Regions from separate parts of the Mus musculus genome. Here region 2 is linked to region 1. The links are chromatin loops, found by intact Hi-C in ENCODE. Cell type or tissue: left cerebral cortex. All regions are shown on one strand. Each heading gives the region's core, and the rest is flanking DNA. Links, peaks and the distances in the headings are about the cores only.

Evidence for each region. Peaks named below come from ENCODE experiments on the same cell type or tissue, not always from the same donor. Only the 100,000 strongest peaks of a DNase experiment are listed, where the experiment ranks them.
Region 2: it touches region 1 in a loop (2.6-fold over the local background); 2 of 42 quality-filtered maps call a loop at or near these places.

Annotation. Positions count from the first base shown.
Region 1 is chr4:66,218,750-66,227,535 of GRCm38, reverse strand. The region is part of intron 2 of Astn2 (astrotactin 2); the gene reads left to right. Among named protein-coding and RNA genes, the nearest start is that of Astn2, 180 kb to the left of the region's middle. In left cerebral cortex, for the core only: no CTCF peak of the experiment used is centred there; DNase peaks (open chromatin) are centred at 2,415, 3,589 and 4,425.
Region 2 is chr4:65,972,881-65,981,666 of GRCm38, reverse strand. All of the region lies in intron 6 of Astn2 (astrotactin 2), which reads left to right. Among named protein-coding and RNA genes, the nearest start is that of Gm31533, 350 kb to the right of the region's middle. In left cerebral cortex, for the core only: no CTCF peak of the experiment used is centred there; DNase peaks (open chromatin) are centred at 993, 4,543 and 5,204; H3K27ac peaks cover 1,893 bases.

The DNA.
Region 1 (8,786 bases), core at 196-8,195:
ATCTGTATAGCCATGGATTGTTGGCCATATAATGGTGTCAGGTATAGGTTTCTTCTTGTGGAGTAGATAATAAATCTAATGAGAAAGTAGTTGATTATTTCTACAATGTTTGTACACATCCTGCCAGGTCAGTCATTATTGTAGTTTACAGGGTCACAGCTGGGTAATATTGATGATTATTTTTTCTCTGGTAGCATGCACAACACCTACAAGCACCAAGAAAGCTAGCTGCTAAGAATAAGTTTCCAGGTCAATGCCAGTTTGATCTCCCCATGCTTTAAGACCTAAGTATATGGTGTCATTAGCAATGATGTCTCACTGTCAAGTTCTGGATTGGAGGGAGGAGTAACTCAGAGGTGGTGATAGCACTTAATATTTGGAGGGCTCTATAGACCCTCATTGACTAAAAATTTCAAAAGAAGTAACTTACTCCTAGAATTGACTTTTTTGTTAGCCTGTGATAATGACAACAGTGCCCTGGTTTTATTGTTTATGTTGATGCTATGGGCACCAATTAAGGTACCTTTGTGGAATCCCTGGAATATGAATCCTTTCATTCTTTTGTCCTGAGTCCATTATTCCTGGATTCTTCAGGTGTCAATCAAATCAAATACTGTGGACACATTCATCATTCTTGTCCTCTTCTTCAATTAATAAGATTTAATTAATGATTAGTATGAGTTTAATGCATCCTTTCATGCATTATCCACACCATACCTGGTAGGTTCCTATTTATTCTGTACTTTTCTCAGATGAGAACATTTGAGGTTCAAAAGGATAGTCACTCCCCAAAAGATATGAATCTCAAGAGAAGTACAGCTAACATTAATATGTTATGGATATATGTGGCAGAAATGTGACAGAAGACTGCTAGGGTGAACTAAGGTCATCTAGTATAGGTACTCACCCTCAGAAAAGTTTTGGATACTTTCCACTGGCAATCTAGAGTTCTAGATGTTTGAATGGACAGGGAAGGTGCCAAGTGGTAGGCATTCTAGTCAGGCCAGTTGTACTTAATTGATCTTAACCTTATTCTGGGCTGGAAGTATTCAGACCTTACATATCCTATTATACCTTGAGTCTCCTTTCATGATCCCAGTGAAGCCCAACATAATACAATGATCACAGAAGATGCCTAAGAAGAGTGACACACATAGCCCAGAATTATTGTTGGAATTTTCTTGCTTCCATTTTATTGATCCTAAATGAAGTACTCAGTATCTCTTGTATAGGGATGATGAGAATAAGAATGAAGAATATTAGAGGGAGGAACCTAGGATCATAAGAGATGTCTGTTTTCTTTTGTGGCCAAGTCTACTGAAGTTGCTATACTCTGTCATGCCAGGGAAGACTGTCACCTTCTCTGTTTTAGCATTAAGTAGACAGACTTGAAGATGATCTTAGCTTCTGGGAAGGGTCTTTAACCTAAAGTTCTATTTGCTACAGGGTGCCCTAAGGGCATTGCTATTCCTGGTCTGCTGATACAGCAGTTTGTCCATTTTTCTCTATCTTCTCCCTACTGTAGAAAAATGAGGCATCACGGAAGAAAACTGGGAGATTGCCATTATCCTCTGATCCAAAAGACCCAGGAATAAAGAGGAACAAAATCTTATTAAGGTGTTTTTCCTTTGTCCGGGGTCAGAGTTACCCCCAAACCAGTACAATAGATGATTAACATGTCTGACTCTGAAGCCAGGGACTGCTCAAGGTACTAAGCAGCAAGATGGAAACCATCCTTGAAATTCCCATAAATTTTCTTCAATGCATTTCACATAGAAGAACATTGTGTCTCAGTTTTAAACTCAGGTACCAAATTAAAACTAATGGCAACAGAAACAATAGATTAGGCCATATAGGCTCATACTAGGATTCACAGCAGAGTGGCCTTACTGCAGACTCTGACTTCTCCAAAGGGAGGTGGCTTCAGAGGGTAAAGAATGGACATTGGCAAAATCCAGACACAAATGTAAACCATTCTTCATAACTCAGGCTGCATTAGCTCTAAAAATCCCTAAACCTTGCTTTCTTATTTGAAAAAATGAGCCTGAAGATAACAGTCACATGGAGTTAACGATTAAATTATACAAGACATGTCTAGGGTCTGGCAAGTTTAAAATTCTGTAACAACACAATGACGGCTCATTGGGTAATGATCTTGTGCAAAGAATGTAGTTGGGAAATGCTGGACTATTCTCGCCATGTGCACCAAGATGGGTTTGTCCTCGTTTTTGTTCTGTTCTTGCTAGAAATGCTGTTTCTGGTTCTTTGAAGATACCCAGAAATAGCTCTTTAATTCTTTTCCTGTGAGTTGATTAACTAAATAAATGAATGGGCAAGTGAATGAATGCAATTAAGTTTGTATTTTCCGGATCATCTTAATTTGTTTCTGTCCCAGCTTTGTTGTGATGAAAATAACTATCTTCAGTTCTATCTATTTTGGCCATAGACAGACCAGCCTGAGTCCAGGCTGCAGCCTCCTGAGTACTTAGAACCAAGCTCTGTCGTCTTTGAGAAATATGCTGATCTAAGAATCAAGTTAAGGCTATCTTTGATTTCCATATTACTTAGACATATTCAACCCCATTATCATTAGATAATACTAAAGTCTGCTTTATCTTTTCTCAAAGATACTTCCACTCTTACATCAAGAGAATGTAATTTTATCAGAGGCTGTTATGAGGAAATTTAATATGAGAGACCATTCAAGCCATTTATGTGTATAATATTCAGAAATGACACAGTTTCTGCCTTTCTGTAGATGATATTTTCCATTAGTAGGCAACCAGCTCCTGGGTTGATAGTCTCCTGGGCAATCACATCCTTTGGTATGCTTCTCTGATATTACTGCCTGGTCTAGAACATCATCAATCTGGCAAAATTAGTGCTGTTACATTGTCATTATTCTCCTGGCTTCGAGAAATACTTCTTTGTGCTTTATCCTTGCATTCCAACAAGAATAGCCTTCCTAAAGCACAGTCTTACCATGGTGATATCCTTCTAATGTAACTCAGAGGCCAGAGGCTACCCAGCACTGGAAGGTACACAATGTGGCATCATCAAAGCAACTGCTTTAGGTGAATTGAATCATTTACCCATGAATGCATTCAGCCTTTATTCAGCATTGTCCATGTGTCAAATGCTGTTAATAATTTTCATGTATATAGCATGAATGGACCAAATATTTATCCTGTGTGGTTACTATTTTTTTCATGGAGAATATAGATGTTACAATGTAGATTGTCAAATTTATAGCAGCTGTCATAAGGACAAATAAAATATAGTCATGAATACAGAATGGAAGGTAGGGTTTTATGTTTTAAGAGATGGCTGCAGGACATAGTTCAGACAAAGCAGCACTTATTTGGAATCACACAAAGTAGCATGGGGACAAGGAAGCCATTATAGTATCTGGGGGAGTGGAGTTTCAGCAGAGAATGGAAGACTAGGTTGATTTTTCAGCAGTCACTGCCTTCAGATTGAACTTTGTGGTTCTAAGTGAAGTTTTTTCTTCTAAGTGAAGATTCAAAGATGCTGAGACTTGGAGAAGCATTCATTTTCCCTCCCACTTGATTAGTCTTGACTCACCTTCATCTCTGGCTACTCTCTGTTGGTTCCATTCCCACAGAGTCACTTATAGACTCTTCCCACTCACTCATCGCTCCATTTAGGGGAATCATTATTTCTGTCATTTCCACTCATACTCATTTCATCTCCAGTCCAAATTTCAGAGTTATCCCTTTATCTAAGAGGCCTTTGGTGACCTTCCTTTGCTTTCTTCCATTTTGTCTGCTTGTTCACAGGTTTAATTGTAGCTGTGCCATTCGTGAGACTATGAGATTATGAAGTCATTTGAGTCAGTGTTTGGTACATGACCAGTACTCTGTGAGTGTTTATGGAATAAATGCATTTACAAAGAACTGATTTGACTTGACAGCAGGACCAGATAATGACTAAGGCATCTTTTCAAAAGCCATTAATAAATTAATAGATCAGTGGAAATACTTGTTAAGTGTTAACCAATGAAAATGTCCGATCCATGTGAAAATATTGAAAACTTGACTGAATAAAATCACTCTTTACACATGCAAGGTACATTATACCAATCTGTCTCTCTTTGCTCATTTGATCTTTACAAGAGGAGAGACATCAAAAAGCCAAGAAAACTGTGTCAAAGAAGACCAGTGAGTTTGAAAACTATGGCATCCACACTCAAACCTCCTAGTCCATTGCTGGCTCTGCCTATCTGAGTGCCTGTATCGCTAAAAGCTAAGCATATGGATATATATATGTATGTCTGTGCGTGCTTCTGTGTATATGCAGGCAGGTCCATGTGGTGAATTAGGCAAGAAGTTCACAGGAAGCCTTCTGTTGCCACCTGGACTCAAATGTCCCTGCGGGGGCAGTGTGTAATATAACTCAGACATCCGCTTCCAAAAAGCAGGGTTGGAAATGAGTGTGGGTGGTTAGTTAGTTGATTTCTAAAGAAAGGGAGCGAGCAGAGTGAGGAGGTGGTGATGCTTGCTGGGGAAAATATCACCTTGAGGGCCCTTGAAGCTAAAGTCTCAACAGGCTGAGGCACAACAGGAAAGAACACAGTCATTCAACTGCAGCTCTAGGACCTGGGTTCCAGCTTTAGCTCTGCTGTTTTCCTGCACTATTACGAAAGTCAGCACCCTCTGCCTTCTGGGTTTCAATCTAAAATCTTGCAAAGGAAATGAAGCAATGGAGTGAGGGATGGAAGAGGGTAGATCTGTGGTTTGTCGGTTTGTAAGTCACGGTCCCTGGGATTCTTCGGGGTCTGCTGCTATGTTTTGTGGCCAAAGGTTGTAATGGTAAAGGGAAATGAAATGCCTGCTGTTTTGCCCTCAATCTTTGGGAAACTATTTCTTTACATGTTTTGTGTGTGTGTGTGTGTGTGTGTGTGTGTGTGTGTGTGTGTGTGTGTGTGTGTGTGTGTATGTGTGTGTTTGGAGTGTGGTTGGAGCTGGTGAGTAAAATTTCACCTGGATGAAGTTTTTCTATCACTTCAAGTTTGAACACTTCTGGGCAAAATTATCTTAATGGTTCCCAGTTTGTGAAAGGACAATCAGTGAGAATAATGCTTTCCAATTTTAGGCACCCGATTGACAGAGGATGGAGAACAGGTTGCAGGTGGCAGAGCTAAGACAGACAGAAAGGACAGAAAGACACCATCAACCTGGAATCCTGGAACTTGGGGATTTAGGTCTGTGAAAACAGACTTCCTGGGGATCCCCCCCCTTTTATAACTTTATGCTTTATTGGTTTGTTTCTCTTTTCTTCTCTATGCTGAGCAGTTCAGGAAGAGCCTGTTAGGATTTGAGGAGCTCTGAGCTATCTCAGCAAAGCTATATATGCTCCTTCTCTTAACAAACATGGAGTGTAGAAGAAAGACAGGAGAGCAGATATTTTCAACAGCCATTGAAAGATTGGTTGGGAACACCCTTTGTTCTTTTTTTTTCTGTCTAAGCTCCGCCCCACAGTTACCTGGCAACAGTTAGGTATGCTTGATTCACTAAAAAAGGGGCTGCTTGCCCCCTCCTCACTTTCTTGCTCTTTTGCTTTCTATTCCTGTCTCTCTCCCCTTTATCTTCCCCCTTCTCTCGCCATGTGCTTATGGCTAGCCTCTACTCCTCTACCCCTCTACCCCTCTACCCCTCTACCCCTCTACCCCTCTACCCCTCTACCCCTCTACCCCTCTACCCCCCCCCTCTCTCTCTCTCTCTCTCTCTCTCCCTCTCTCTCTCCCCCTGCCTTTCTCTGTTTCTCCTACCCCCTTAACTCCCCTCCCTATGCCCTGAATAAACTCTATTCTATACTATACCATCCTGTGCCTGGTCCCACAGGATAAGGGATGCCTCAGCATGGGCCAGCAAAGACACCCCATTCCCTTATACCTGACTACACCTACATAGAATATATTCCCCCCTCTCTTTATCTTTTTATAAAAACATAATTTCAGAAGCAAAGGCAACACAAGAATGTCTGTAGCTCAGTTGTGGCCTTATGCAGATGGGTAAACAGTCTATCAGAAGCAGGCTGAACAGCCCATCTTACTCTGATGAATCCTGTAGTGTACTATACAAAGCAGAACAAAGGATCTACTGACCTTGATCTCTAATGCAAATCTGGTTATCTTGTCTTCATTCAACTGTCTGAGGTTGGTACTTCTATCTCTATGGGGTTTGGTTAAAGAGGTCTGAAGGATTATAAAATCTGCAGAAAATACAGACTCTAGTACTGCTTTTAGAAAAACATACTCAAAGTATATGTTCTTATGAATATTTAATAGCATCTGATTGGACTACAAAGCCAGTCGCCACTGAACAAACATCCTTGCTTTGTAACGACCCTCTGGCTACCCAGTCTCTGGATTAACCTTGCTCTGTGTCATCACTTCAGAAGCTCTCCATGATTCAAACCAGGAAATGTTAGAGTCCATTGCCATCCCAACTTCTCATCATAAGAGCAAAATGGACACTTGTAGTTTGTACAGTATTCACAATGTTATCTGGTGTTTAGCAAGGACTGGGCACCTCTCTCTGGAGAAACCTGCATCCATATCTTGGGTGTGTATGTATTTTCCTTTTACTAAATGCAACCTTTTTTCCTCTCTCCCTTAATATCTTTGCTTAAATTTACATTAAACCCATTTCTTAGTAAGTTCTAGTTCTATTACATAGTGGTGGATTCCAGAATTCTTTTCTATAGTCAGGAATCCCAGGCTTTCTTTTTGGAGTCGTCTGAAGGGAACTTCTCAAGATGCTACAGGCAGTGGCATGGAGCTGTGTCTCCTGTTTCTTCTGAGGTACAGTCTTCTTGGATGTTCCTTCAGGATGCTTCTATAGCATTGGCATCCAATGACTGATGAATCAAATTCTTCTCCAGTTAGAGAGAATAGACCTCTCTTTATGTTAGCTCTACCTAAACCAAATTATCTACTCTTTTAAATTGGGTATTTATTTCATTTATATTTCCAATGCTATCCCAAAAGTCCCCCACACACCCCCCCACTCCCCCCCCACCCACTCCCACTTCTTGGCCCTGTTGTCCCCCTGTACTGAGGCATATAAAGTTTGCACGACTAATGGGCCTCTCTTTCCACTAATGGCCAAGTAGGCCATTTTCTGATTCATATGCAGCTAGAGACAGGAGCTCCAGGGGGGTACTGGTTAGTTCATATTGTTGTTCCACCTATAGGATTGCAGATCCCTTTAGCTCCTTGGGTACTTTCTCCAGTTCTTCCATTGGGGGCCCTGTGGTCCATCCAATAGCTGACTGTGAGCATCCACTTCTGTGTTTGCTAGACCCTGGCATAGTCTCACAAGAGACAACTCTATCTGGGTCCATTCAGCAAAATCTTGCTAGTGTATGCAATGGTGTCAGGGACCTCATAAAGTTGCAAAGCTTCTGCAAGGCAAAAGACACCGTCAATAAGACAAAAAGACCACCAACAGATTGGGAAAGGATCATTACCTATCCTAAATCAGATAGGGGACTAATATCCAATATATATAAAGAACTCAAGAAGGTGGACTCCAGAAAATCAAATAACCCCATTAAAAAATGGGGCTCAGAGCTGAACAAAGAGTTCTCACCTGAGGAATACCGAATAGCAGAGAAGCGCCTGAAAAAATGTTCAACATCCTTAATCATCAGGGAAATGCAAATCAAAACAACCCTGAGATTCCACCTCACACCAGTCAGAATGGCTAAGATCAAAAATTCAGGTGACAGCAGATGCTGGCAAGGATGTGGAGAAAGAGGAACACTCCTCCATTGTTGGTGTAATTGCAAGCTTGTACAACCACTCTGGAAGTCAGTCTGGCGGTTCCTCAGAAAGTTGGACATAGTACTACCGGAGGATCCAGCAATACCTCTCCTGGGCATATATCCAGAAGATGTTCCAACCATTAAGTAGGACACATGCTCCACTATGTTCATAGCAGCCTTATTTATAATAGCCAGAACCTGGAAAGAACCCAGATGCCCCTCAGCAGAGGAATGGATACAGAAAATGTGGTACATTTACACAATGGAGTACTACTCAGCTATTAAAAAGAATGAATTGATGAAATTCCTAGGCAAATGGATGGACCTGGAGGGCATCATCCTGAGTGAGGTAACCCAATCACAAAGGAACTCACACAATATGTACTCACTGATAAGTGGATATTAGACCAGAAACTTAGGATACCCAAGACATAAGATACAATTTGCTAAACACATGAAACTCAAGAACAATGAAGACCAAAGTGTGAACACTTTGCCCCTTCTTAAAATTGGGAACAAAACACCCATGGAAGGAGTTACAGAGACAGATTTTGGAGCTGTGACGAAAGGATGGACCATCTAGAGACTGCCATATCCAGGGATCCATCCCATAATCAGCTTCCAAATTATCTACTTTTAACTGAAGCTTCAATTCAAATTTCAGCTTCTCCATAATTGTGTCATGGACTCTGTAGTCCACGTTCAAGTTTCATGCCCTTTCTAAGTGTTTGCCCTCCATTTTCAGCTCACTTTCATACCTGCATGGATAACTTAACACCATGTTTGCTTCCTGTCTGCCAAGCTGCAGGTAGGACATGTTTTGAGATCAGACCACATGTCTGTCTCTTCTGCCAGATCTGGATGCTCTAACATGTAACAGTGGTAGATAAGTTAACCTTTATTCTATGCTGGTGGTGAACAGACCTGTATTCCTTAGGGCTTCATTCTTTGTCTGCTAGCCAGAGAGATTCATAAAGCCATGAGCCAAGCATCTC
Region 2 (8,786 bases), core at 597-8,596, 250 kb after region 1:
AATAATGCTCATGAAGCACTTAGCTGAATACTGAAGACATAGTAATGGCTCAATAAATCATACAAATGCTAGTAGTTGTTGCAATGTTTTTTTAATATGAAACGGGGCTCATTGCAAGGTAATGAGTCCCCATCACAGGATACCTGCAAGAACAAATGACCCCATTCTATGAAGTCATAGAAGTAAGGAGAAGGCATGAGTGGGGCTAAACATATCTTCTGTTTCATTAGAAACCATTTTATCAGAACCTAAATTTTCAAACCACTTCATTTTTGAATATTTTTACAATATGCTTATTTTGTCTTTAATATTTTATCTCTGATCGTCACCCATTATTTGAGGAGTCTCAGAAATAATGAAAAACTCTGATGTGTGGGGTTAGGGAGACAGAGTGCTTCTAGAATACTTTTCTAATCAAAGTCATGAATTTAACACACACACACACACACAAACACTAGAGAGATTTGAATAAAACTATAATTAATACAAATATTAATATTATAGAAATATACCTATGTTAAAATGTACTTTTTAATAAGTTCAATTTGAACTATTAACCTCATTTTGTTAGATGAAGTAAGATAGTTGTCAAGTCTCCTATGTTCCTTATAACTGAGTTATTTAAAGTCTGAGTGTTCGTTCTGATCCTGGAAAATGAAGTATAAATGCGCACATATCAGGATGCTGTAGTTTATTGATACGCCACACTGTGGATATTTTTGAACACATATTTGTTTGTAATGTATCCTTTCTGAAATTTTCTGCTCTCCTTGGCCTGCTTTGTCTTGTCTTTCAACTCAAGAGAGGAAGGTAATACAAGGCTTCGTGACTTTAATAAAGGACGAGGTTCATAATTGGCTGCAGAGCTAGTTTACTGTGATTTGAATTCATGGGAGGAGTATTTTCAGTCCTGAGAAGGGAAAATTACACCACACTGAAAGTGACTGCTTAGCCACAAGCTGCCAAGCAATTTATTTTAGAAAGTAGTTCCTCGGGCACCCTGCTCTCTGGACTCATCCCAAGCTTTGTTTTAAAATGTTCAGTGTTAATCACAGATGTTCAAAGGCACATCATGGTACAGGTTAATTGGTGGAAGTGCTGCACAATATGGCCCCTGCCTTTTTCATTCTTAACTCATCTGTACAGACTTAATGTTATTAAGACAAGTGGACTGTCTTATTTCTGTCTGCTGCTCTCCAAACCCTGGCCTCTTAATTATTCTATGTGAGAAACAACGCTCGTCACTTCAATGATATGCATGCCTCCCCTTTCAAAGCCCAAATGACTTCCTTTAAAATACCATCTTCATGACATACCCATAAGATACTCTTAACATCACCGAGTTTTCCATGCACCAGTATTATTTTTGCCTTTTTAAAGACATCGCAGTCTCCAAACTGCTGCCAGCTTGTCACAGACACGGCTGTGTTACCCTCAAAACTTGCCTTGTGCATTAAAACTAGACTTTAAACTCCAGTTTTTAAAACTCAGAACTATTGTATTTTAGGGGAAAAATCTCTATAAGTTATGCTTTCCACAAAACAGTTCAGTGACTTCCGTTGTCCTTCATGATCAAGACTGAACATGTCCTTTCTGGCCCTCTGAGCCCAAGTACTCAAATACTCACTGTTGCTTATCTTAGAGTTGTTGAATGTGTCACTGTGTCTACTTGCCTCATTGTATCACATTTGCTGAACTGTAAATTGACTTCCCTTCCCAACTCAGCCTGCTATAGAATCTTTGCTAATTGTTCTCCTTTGACCTTCCTTTTTTTCCTTCATTAAAAGTATTTCTATTTGTGATTGTGCAATGCTTTGGTCAATTTCAGTCTGTCCCACTTGGTTGCAAACCATAAAAGATAATATTTGTCTTATACATTGTATTTAGCACCTACAGCAGTACCTTAAACAGAAACATTTGCTTAGTGAAAAAAAAAATAATAAAGTGATTATAGCGAATAGACTTCAATTTTCTCCAGGGCAAGGAAGACAGGATATTCATGTCCAAAATCTATTATAGTGGCTAATGAACACTCTGACATGGTAAATATGTAATAGACCTGGCAGAGGTGGCAGGTAGACCCCGATGCCCTGAGAAGATACAACCTCAAGAATCTAAGTGCCAGAAATCTAAGACTTCCTCTTCTGTGATTGACTTCTTTCCCCACAGTTTCTGCACTTATCCCTGAAGATAAGCAACTCCAATCAAACTCACGCCCCAACCATGACACAAAAAAAGAAACAAGGTTTATCTCAGAGCCCAGAAATAGGGAAAAATATAAATTGAGCTGAGATTCAGTATGCCCATGAGGGAGGAGGCAATGAAATACCAATAAACCATATTAATATGCTGAAACCAAGCAGAAGAAGTTGAACTCCAACCCAGACTTAATAACTATACGTGAGCAAGTACAGGAAGAAGGCAAGGCGAGGTTTCAGTCAGAATTAAAATGAGATCTATAATGAAACTGGTAATATAATTATAAACTGCGAAAGCGTTTTCCCCTCTTTCTTATTCTTATATTAATGGGCAACTTGCTCAGCAGTGGCTTGGCAGTGATGCCAGGAGATCTGGATGCCCCTTAGAGTGGACTCATTTTTTTTCAAATCTCTTCATTAAGAAAGTCTAAATTTGCTAAACCATAGAAGGAAAAAATATGCTTCAAGTCATTTCTTCCTTAAATAGTAACTGATCTCCAGGTTAAATGTGACAAGGAGCCTGGAGAGGAACACATCTAGGAAAACAATTCTAAGCAGCTGAACATGTTCCAGCCTTTATAGCTATCACAACAGCCAGTGGGATTGAGAGTTTTAATGACACTCTATGCTAAGATGTTAGCTTGGCTTCCAACCAGAATGAATTGTTACTAATTTCCTTCGTTACAAAGGATAAAACTGTGTTTGACGTCCACAATTAGAGACTAATTTCTGTGTTTTGATAGCAGACTGAGTTAAAAAAAATGTTCCCAGGAACTGGGGGACAGAGGGTGGCTGCAAAGGATAGTACAATTCCATTTTATCACATAACCATTCTCTCCTGTTGTTTTAAAATAAGGTTTCATTTCCTTTTAGACTGCAAGGATAGAAGGTAGGTTGGGAGCTCTCCTGAGATGAAGATCAAGTCGCGATGGGTAGAAGGTACCATTAGTAGCTTGGTGTTTGCAAATGATGCAGGAATGAGATACTGAATGACAAAATGAAGGTAATGCATAGCAATGTCAAGTGTGTTATGTAACCCAGGAAGAGATGGGATCCTAATGCAATGTTGCCTCCTTCCTTTGGGTACATTATAACACAGCCCAACTTCCCCTTGCCTCTTCCAAACACAGTTTTAAGACATTGATTAGAGGAAGTGTCAGTCGCCTGATGCTTTTTAATTCTCTTTGCCAACTCTGAGAGGGAGTATTACAAGGAGAGAATGGTGCCTCTTCTTGTTACTTGTTTATCTTTTTCCTCTTTATAAACACAATGAAAGGCTTGGCATAGAGTCTTCATGCATAAACCTGGATAAGTAAAGAAACCCCAAGGGAGAGCTTACTTTCTCTCACCTAGAAAGAATAAACTAAGTGCTTCGAGTCCTGAAGATCACTGTTACTTTATTCTTTCAGATTACTTATTACACGTGCTTTCCCCCTTCTTTCCTCGTTCCTCTCCTTCTCTTTCTCCTAGTTTCCCTCTGTCCATCACATGTTTGCATAGCACCATCTCTGTGACACATACTCGGGATGAAGCCGTGAATAAAGCCAAACTCTGGTATCTCCCAGTTTAGTGGCAATAAAAACATTAAATACAGTGTGTAAGTCCTATCACGGTGTGTCTGACTGAATGCTGTGAAGAAGCACATGAAGAATAGCTGAAAACACTAAGCTATGTATGATTGATGTTGCTGAGGAAGGTGCTCATTGGTGTTATCCAATCTATGTATTATACCACTGTAGCTTGCCTAGTGGACTATGGCTGATGGCATGCTTCACAGTAAGGAGAAAGGACATATCTCTAAATTTGTGTAGACCTTGTGTGGAAATGTCTTTATAATTGTAATAACAATAGCACTAGTAATAAGAATGCATTCTTCCCTGTGCTAAATGCTTTGCAAAGCTTTGCTTCATTTATTTATGTTACCTTATAAAGTATGTCCACATATTATAAAGTAAAGTCTATGTGAACCTACACAAGTCATATGATAATAAGGATGTCATTTAAATCCTTTTTCATCATACATGCAGAAAGAATAGTTTCACATTAACATGTATAAACATAGCAAGTTCAAGTATATTATGTAACCCAAGAAGAGGTGGGATCTAATCTCAATGCTGCCTCCTTCCTTTGAGACCTTGAGTATACTAGAACACCATCCCTGGCTTCAGGAAGCATCACTCAGTGATTAAAATAAGGTCAATCACGGTCAACTCTGTACCTCCACGCATACTTCATGACTCTGGGAAAATGCCTACTTTCCAAACTGCAGTATCTTCATTGTAAATCATGGGAAAAATCCAAGAATCCACTATGTGTTAGTCATTTTGAAAGTAAGAGAAACACTAGACTTTAAAACTTGCAGGATGTTATAATATGTAAAATAAGCTAGGCACAGAAAGACAAACAACACATCTTCCCACTCATATAGAAGCTAAAAATATATGATCTCACAGAAGGGTAGAGTGCTGGGTACTGGAGTTTGGAGATGGAAGGGGGCAGGAGGATCAGAAATGATTGTTCATTGCATATGAATGTGTCATTAGAGAGGAGAAATTTGTTCTAGTTCCCTATAACATACTGTAGTAACATGGTTAGCAATAATTTCTTCCATTTTTCAGAGTGATTAAAAGAAAAGATATTGGCCATTTTTAAATCAAAAGAAATGATAAATGTTTGGTGAGGGATCGGAAGTAATAACTTCCCTGAATTAATCGACATATAGTAATTACATGTGTAAAGGTTTTTACATTGTACCCCATACACATATACATTTCTGGGTCAACTTAAAAATATTCATTTATGCTATGAGGTGTAAGACCTTAGTATCATGTTAGTCTTCCTAGTCTTGTCTCTTCAAGATGGTTCAAATCAATCCGTGTAGCCATACAGTCCCTGGTGTAGATGCTGAGAGCAGAGGCAGCTGAACAAACTTCCCACAGCCCACAAGTTGCCATTTGAAGAAAGCTTAGAAGGATCACGGCCAAGTTTCTCTGGGGACTGCAAGCTCCCAAGGCTGTCTGGATGAAAAAGAAAGTTGTGGGAAGTGACTGTGGTGGGGAAGATATATCCCCATCTCTAGCTCTCAGCTCCAGATGCCAAGGGACTTTCAGCATCCTCAGTGCCAGTGAGAGTATGTGAGGAGGAAGCATGCAATGTTTTCCAAAGGGAGATTATGAGATGAGAAGAATAATTACAACCCGTGCATCCCCCACCCAGCTCTCAATACCCAGTAAAGCCTTGCTATTTTGCTTTCTTCCTCAGCTGGCCCCTTTGGGTTATCTAAAGCAAATATATCTTCAGCTGTTCAGTCTTAGGATTCCCTAAAGCCGTTGGTAACTCCTGGAATCTTTGCTAATGCCCTGGGCATCTGATCATCAGACTTGCCTCTTGGTCATTGGCTACCCATGATGCTCCTGGCTATGTCTTTCCTTTATTATAACTCTGCTTCACATTTGAACTTTTCCAGTAAATTCATACTTTCAGATGTGAATCTGACATTTGCTGAGCTCAGGATAAGAAATCAAATTCTGGGAAAAGTTCAAATGTAACAAGCATTAAAGTTGGATGAGCTGGTAAAGAGGACATGGGCTACAGAGACCAACCCATCCACAGGATTCAAATCTATACTCTCACACTTACTAAATATGTGTCTTGAAAGAGTCTTGATACTTCTAGTCACAAGACAATTTAAAATACTCACATTGTCTTTAAAATTAAAACCATGAATTCCTCCCTTACAGGGGAGTGATGAATATAAATTAGGGAAATGCATAAAAATTGTCAAAAATGCTTGTTCAGTAAGTGCTAATCTACCCTCAATGACATCATGTTTTCGGTGGGCATTGGGAAAGGCGTATTTAAAGACCGTAACAACTGACTAACCTGAAACCAGTGGGACCCAAAAGAAGATTCTGCAAGGTTGCCAGGGAAGAGTGAGTTATTTACCCTGAGACAGAAAGAGGGCCTTACACCATAAACTGAAATAGGATGGATAGGGATTTAGGGACAAGGCCTGTATTTCTTTTAGTAATGAGATGAGAGAGGTAAGACAAGATAAATGGTCTTCCAGCTAAAGGGGGCAACATGAAGGAAGGTGTGGTAAGTCCAGGTTAAAAAAATAATGGATGGAAGCTGGGGCTCCGTCTGAGTGTAAATGCGAGTTCAGGAGAGAGCCAGACTGAAAGGGAAGCCCCATATTTATAGTTCTGGAGCTCAAATCTAAGGCCTTTTTCATGTTAGTTGTGTGTTTGACCACTTGAGGTAACACACAGGCCCAGTATTCAACTTCCAGCCTAAAAATGGCTATGTTGGAACAACTGAACTTATTATTATTTTTTTAATGAATGATGTGGAGGGAGAGAAAAAAAAATGTGAGAGCAACACAAAAGGAGTGTGTGAAGGAGTATGTGCATGCATGAAAATGTTATAGTGAAACCCAGTACAATGTATGTTTTATGTATGATAAAATACTCGTTAAAGGGAAGAACTAGCAGCTGGTGACATAGTGGAGAAGGTGACTGGCAATTTGCCACGAGGACCTGAGTTAGGATTCCTAACATTCACCTAGAAAAGTCAGGCATGCTTCCTTGCATTTGTAACCTGAATTGAGGAAGGAGCAGAAGCAGAAAGATTTCTGGAGCTGGCTGGCCAGCAAGTCTAGAAAAACCAATGACCTATGGCATCAGTGAGAGACTCTCTCAGAAAAATAAAGTAAAATATGTTAGAAGGTAATACCTGACACTAGCCGCTGGCTGGCACACACGTCCATGAAATCCTGAAAGAAAACAAATACTATACAAATACTATACATACATATACATTACACTGAGAGAGACAGAGAGAGACAGAGAGAGACAGACAGACAGAGAGAGAGAGAGAGAGAGAGAGAGAGAGAGAGAGAGAGAGAGAGAGAGAGGAGATGAGGAGATGGTTCTGTAGTAAACATCAGTGACTCATCTTCCCAGGACGAAAGTTCAATTTCCAATACCCACATGATGGCTTCCAACTATCTAGGTCTAGGGGATCAGACACCCTCTTTTGGCTTTCATTGACACCAGGCATAAATTCAGGCAAATATTTACTCATATGACACACACACACACACACACACACACACACACACACTTATGTGTGTAATTCAGAATTCACGCTCTAGAGTTTGAATCAATACATATCTAGATTCAAAGGCCAGCGGTAGGATTTCTCAACTTGTTGATGAAACCAATGATACTTATACTCTTAGCTCATTTCTTAATCTTGTAGGACTGTGAGAATTAAATGAGACAGCAGGACAGGGGTCAGTACAGTGTTCTGCAAGCAGGAAGCATTGACAGTGTTACCTTTTATTAGCCATTATCACCACTCCCTTATTCTAAGTTGACTTCCTTTGTTATATGATCTGAATTTCTTTTTCTGCTCAAAAGTTATTCATTACCTAATTTGGCTAAGTCTAAGCTATAGAATAACATTTCCTGCATTTAGTACTTGAGTATGAATGTTTATAGCTATATAGCCTTCATGTAGTAATTTAATTGTTTTTGGTTAGAATAATCTTCATCTGTGAAATGGGGACAGATATAATACACCACTCCAAGGAGTACTCTCATTTGATATATATATATATATATATATATTTAGCAAATTGTTTCTAACAATGTTACTTTAAAGGCCAAAAGATAACTTTCATATAAAGCCCCAAATATTTGAGGATAGTAGACTGCTGACCACTGTGTAAAAGGGTCTTGAGACTAAAAAATTGAAGCTAGCAGTTCTGCCAACTGGATGTTGCTGTAATTGTTCTATATAGCAATGTCTGAACAGGGGCATCAGAGCCTAGAATGAAAATGAAGGAGTGCTATGCAGCTAGAGCTACAACAAGAACAAACTGGTTGCATATAAAGGGCCAGAGGGACAAAAGCCAGAGCAGAGATGGCACATACCTTCTTGATCTTTGAGGGCCATGGCATCTAGGTATCAGTGTTATAATCTCAAGGAATGTCTTGAACTACATAGTTTAGTGGTAATGTCCTTGCCTAGCACTCATAAGACCTTAGATTCTCTCCCCATCACTGTAAATTCATGTCCTATGGAAGAGGAAGGCAACTTGAATAATTTCCCTTTTGTCAATTGTTAGGTTGGTAGTCAAAAGTTAAAGTCCAAATGCCAGAGTATGTGGCTTCAAGTCCTATCTCCAGCCTTGTCCTTAGTAAATATGAGCATCCAAACATACCAAAATTCAGTGTAATTGTCAAGAATGCACCATCACTAGCTTCAAGAGCCAGGCCTGTGGTGGGATAGATTCAAGCATCGGCTATTATTGATTCCATTCATGCACCGCATTCCTTAAACAAGCTCAAGAATCAGATGCCAACCCCTTGACCACATTAGAAGGAAATGAGTGAAAGCAAGACAAAGGGGAAATGTAAGCAACTATGAACAACGCATAGTGTTAGGACCTTTAAAACCCTGTCTGGCTGAAAATTATTAGTAAAAGATGTCAGTGTACTGAGTGAGCAAAATGAATTTGTGAGACATTTGAAGGTTTCTCTGCTGAATATTTGAATGGTTGGAATATTATCTAACCATCTA